2 separate regions of the Homo sapiens genome follow, and region 2 is linked to region 1. Evidence: read pairs that join two places in POLR2A ChIA-PET (ENCODE). Cell type or tissue: Panc1. All regions are shown on one strand.

The links. Peaks named below come from ENCODE experiments on the same cell type or tissue, not always from the same donor. Only the 100,000 strongest peaks of a DNase experiment are listed, where the experiment ranks them.
Region 2: POLR2A ChIA-PET joins it to region 1 with 6 read pairs; 8 of 35 experiments call an interaction of 5 or more read pairs at or near these places.

The regions. Positions count from the first base shown.
Region 1 is chr7:140,501,633-140,504,132 of GRCh38, forward strand. No RefSeq gene overlaps it. Among named protein-coding and RNA genes, the nearest start is that of MKRN1, 23 kb to the left of the region's middle. In Panc1, no CTCF peak of the experiment used is centred here; no DNase peak of the experiment used is centred here.
Region 2 is chr7:140,625,252-140,627,751 of GRCh38, forward strand. All of the region lies in intron 1 of DENND2A (DENN domain containing 2A), which reads right to left. Among named protein-coding and RNA genes, the nearest start is that of DENND2A, 14 kb to the right of the region's middle. RefSeq lists enhancers at 1-309, 900-1,491, 2,082-2,500. In Panc1, no CTCF peak of the experiment used is centred here; a DNase peak (open chromatin) is centred at 1,286; H3K4me3 peaks cover 198 bases; H3K27ac peaks cover 844 bases.

The DNA of each region.
Region 1 (2,500 bases):
AGAGATGTTAGGGGACACTTGCCCTGCCAATAAAACCACCTTTGCCAAAATTATAACTGACAGAATTATTACAGTGAAAGAGATCTGACTTAACTGACTCCATCCTGCTTCTTTTTTTTTTTTTTTTTTTTTTTTTAAGACCAAGTCTTGCTCTGTCACCCAGGCTGCAGTGCAGCTCAATCTCAGCTCATTGCAACCTCCGCCTCCCGGGTTCAAGAGATTCTCCTGCCTCAGCCTCCCGAGTAGCTGGGATTACAGGTGCCTACCACCACGCCTGGCTAATTTTTGTATTTTAGTAGAGATGGGGTTTCACCATGTTGGCCAGGTTGGTCTTGAACTCTTGACCTCAGGTGATCCGCCCACCTCAACTTCCCAAAGTGCTGAGATTACAGGCATGAGCCACCGCACCTGGCCCGACCTGTGCATTTATTGTTGGAGCATAAAGGCCTAGGCAGCCAGGGCAGCTTGCAGCCAGCTGGTGGCTGGACTTAGTCCTGCAGGCCATGGGGAGCCCCTGGGTGGTTTCAGGCAGAGGACTGGCATGGTCAGATTACATTCTAGCTGTGGAAGAAAGGCAGCTCTGGGCCCTGCAGCTGCCGGTTTTGCTGGTGTTATCTACCCTTCTAACTGGGATGTTTCCAAGTTCTACTCAAGGTTTCTACACACAAGCTGTTCTGAAAAACAAATCAACCCTGTTAATTGAGTCAAGTAAACAAGTCCTGACCATTTATCGGAGACCTTAGCGCCTGCCTTGCAGTCTGTCTATGCCAAGCCATATCAAAATTCTGGACAGCTTTAAAATCCACATGTGGGCTGGGTGCGGTGGCTCATACCTGTAATTCCAACACTTTATGAGGCCGAGGTGGGAGAATCGTTTGAGCCCAGCAGTTCGAGACCAGCCAGGGCAACATAGTGAGACTTGGTCTCTACAAAAAACAAAAAATTAGGCCGGGCGGGGTGGCTCACGCCTGTAATCCAAGCACTTTGGGAGGCTGAGGTGGGTGGATCACCTGAGGTCAGGAGTTCTAGACCAGCCTGGCCAACATGGTAAAACCCCGTCTCTACTAAAAATGCAAAAATTAACCGGGCCTGGTGGCAAGCACCTGTAATCCCAGCTACTCGGGCAGGGGGGCCGAGGCAGGAGAATCGCTTGAACCCGGGAGGCGGAAATTGCAACGAGCCGAGATCACGCCATCGCACTCCAGCCTGGGGGACAAGAGTGAGACTTTGTCTCAAAAAAAAAAAAAAATTAGCCAGTCTGGTGGCGCACACTTGTAGTCCCAGCTACTTGGGAGGCTGAAATGGGAGGATCACCTGAGCCCAGGAGGTTGACACTGGAGGAAACTATGAGCTCACCAATACACTCCATGCGTGACAGTGAGACCCTGTCTCAAAATAAAATAAGAAAAATATGTCAAATTAATAGAGACAAAAAGTAGAATGGTGGTTGCCAGGAGTTGGAAAAAGGGGGAATGGGGGTTGTTTAATGGGTATAGAATTTTGGAAGATAAAAAAAATTCTGGAGATGGATGATGGTAATTGTTGTATTAGGTTGGCACAAAAGTAGTTGCGGTTTTTGCCATCACTTTCTTTTTTCTTTTTTTTTTTTTTTTTTGAGATGAGATGGAGTTTCGCTCTTGTTGCCCAAGCTGGAGCGCAATGACATGATTTCGGTTCACTGAAACCTCTGCCTCCTGGGTTCAAGCGATTCTCCTGCCTCAGCCTCCCTAGTAGCTGGGATTACAAGCGCCCGCCACCACGCCCAGCTAATTTTTTGTATTTTTAGTAGAGATGGGGTTTCACTATGTTGGCCAGGCTGGTCTCGAACTCCGGACCTCAGGCGATCCACTCACCTCAGCCTCCCAAAGTGCTGGGATTACAGGCATGAGCCACCACACCCAGCTTTGCCATCACTTTCAATGGCAAAAACCGCAATTACTTTTGCGCCAACCTAATACAATACTTAATGCCACTGAACTGTTTACTTTAAATTGATTAAATGGTAAATGTTACATTACATATATTTTACCACATTTAAAAAAAAGATGTATAGTGTAAGCCGGGCCCAGTGGCGCATCTCTATAGTCCCAGCTATTTTCCAGACTGGACAACATAATTAAAAAAAAAAAAAAAAAAGGACGGTGTGTGGTAAAATGTTCCCTTCAATGGTGGGCCTTCACCACCTGGAACCAGGGAAGACCAGCTTGTTTTATCTGAGTTTCTTCCTCAGGAAAGACTTTCAGCCTCTCAAAAAAAAAAAAAAAAAAAGAAAAGAAAGAAAGAAAAAGAAAAATAAAGAAAAAAAAAGAACAAAAAGAAAGAAAGTATCAGGTCAGGCATGGTGGCTCACACCTGTAATCCCAGCACTTTGGGAGGCTGAGGTGAGTGGATCACTTGAGGCCAGGAGTTTGAGACCAGCGTGACCAACATGGTGAAAACCCGTCTCTACTAAAAATACAAAAATTAGCTGGCCGTGGTGGTACATGCCTGTAATCCCAGC
Region 2 (2,500 bases), 120 kb after region 1:
CTGTAATCCAAGCTACTCAGGAGGCTGAGGCAGGAGAGTCACTTGAGCCCGGGACACAGAGGCTGCAGTGAGCCGAGATCGCGCCACTGCATTCCAGCCTGGGCGACAGAACGATACTCCGTTTCAAGAAAGAAAAAAAAAGAACAGTCTGGGTGCTGTGGCTCATGCCTGTAATCCCGGCACTTTGGGAGGCTGAGACAGGCAGATCACTTGAGGTCAGGAGTTTGAGACTAGCCTGGCCAACATGGTGAAACCCTGTCTCTATTAAAAATACAAAAAAATTAGCTGGACCTGGTGGCGTGTGCCTGTAAACTCAGCTTCTGTGGATGCTGAGGCAGGAGAATTGCTTGAATGCAGGAGGCAGCGTTTGCAGTGAGCCGAGATCATGCCATTGCACTCCAGCCTGCCAGACAGAGCGAGACTCCGCCTCAAAAACAAAAACAAAAAACAAAAACAAACAAAAAAACGAAAACAAAAAACATTAGCCATGGGCTCCTGCTGAATGCTTTTTCTTCTTTTATAAGAAAAGAAGAAAAAGTTGATGTTCTAACAAAATGTATATAACCTTGTGTTACGTCTTGTATGGTTGGCTTCAAATGTTATTTATACATTTTTTATTGAAGGTTTCACATATTTATGTTTTGACACCTCAAATTAAGCTGCAATGATGAATGAACAGCTGATACAAATTGAGCACTTACTATTCCCTAAGCAAGATTTTACACAGGTCATTTAGTTTAATGTTCACAGTAAGCTTACTATTGCCTCCCCTTCTCAGATGTGGACATTAAGGCCTGGAGGGATTAACTTTTCCCAAGGCTGCGTGGGTGCTGAATGCGTCAGGGTGTCTGACTCCAGGGTCCAGGTGCCTAACGCCTACAGGTCCACCTTGACGGCACCGTACGGGCCTTCCACTCCTCAATCCAGATTAGGAACTTGGGAAATAGTTATGATTTTATTTTATTCAAGCACCCAGTCTCCTCCCTTCCCCTTCTCCGTCCCCTGCACACCATGCATGCTGTGACACCGAGGCCCTGCCTGGCCAGATCCTCCACTTCCAGAGGCAGCCCTCAGGCTGCCATTTTGTGGCTTCTTTTCCCTCTGAAGGCTTTCCTGCTGTTGGTTTTGATCTGACCTCACTGGATAGTAATCCTGAGAATGGGAGGAAGGACCACCCGGTGTGATCTGTCCTGGTCTCTGAGCACCTGGACAGCCTCGGGGCCTGTGCCTCCCAGGGCTGGAGGCTCACGCTGCACCACTGAACAGCCCACTTGAATGGAATGCACCCGTAGGTCACGTTCGTTTGCTTGCTTCCTGGCACATCTCCCTCTCCAGCTGTGCTACCCGCAGAATCCTCTTTCCCACCTCCTTTCTCCCTCTTGCCTTCCTGTCCTCCTCTTCCTTTCCTCCCCTCAGACTCTTCCCACCCTCTTTTGCTGGCTTCTGTTCTTTCCATGAGCAGAGAGTTTCCAGGCCTGGCTCCCAGCCAGCACATTTGGACAAAAGGCAGCAATCTTAGAGGGAGACGTCATCTTCCATCCCCTTGCTTGGGGCCAGCACAAGAGAATGGAGCTGAGGCTACTCCTGCAGCTGCTCCCGGGTTCTGAGAAAAAGCTTGAGAGAGGGTTTATCATAAGGATTAAAAGCAAAGGGTTTGGAATCAGACAGACCCAGGTTTAAATTCCAGTGAACTTGGAGAGCTGCGGGACCTCGATCAAGATACATTTCTAAGCCTTAGTTCTCGCCTCTGTAAAATGGTGATAATGGTAGCACTTACTTTAAGAGACTGGTAAGGATTAGATGAAATTGCACCTGTAAAACATTCAGCACAGTGCATAGCCCAGAAAAAGCGCTCAGCAAATGTCTTCCATTATTCTAAGGTGAACTTAACCCTGCCAAATAATACTAATAAGTAATAATGCTCTAACATATTATTGTAAATATTTATTTATTTATTTTTAGTTTAGTTTAGTTTTTTGAGATGGACTCTTGCTCTGTCACCCAGGTTGGAGTGCAGTGGCACAATCTTGGCTCACTGCAACCTCCACCTCCAGAGTTCAAGCAATTCTTGTGCCTCAGTCTCCCGAGTAGCTGGGACTACAGGCGCACACCACCATGCCTGGCTAATTTTTTTTGTATTTTTGGTAGAGACGGGGTTTCACCATGTTGGCCAGGCTGGTCTCGAACTCCTGCCTGCCTGCCTTGGCCTCCCTAAGTGCTGGGATTACAGGTATGAGTCACTGCACCCGGCCTATTTTTATTTTTAATTTTATTTATTTATTTTTTTTTGAGATGAGATCTTACTCTGTCACCCAGGATGATTGCAGTGGTGCAATCACAGTTCACTGCAGCCTCAAACTCCCAAGCTCAAGCAGTCCTCCTGCCTCAGCCTCCCAATTAGCTGGGACCAAAGGCGTGCACTGCAACAACTGGCTAATTTTTTTTTTTGTAGAGACATAGAAACAGGGTTTTGATTTGTTGTGCGGGCTGGTCTCTAACT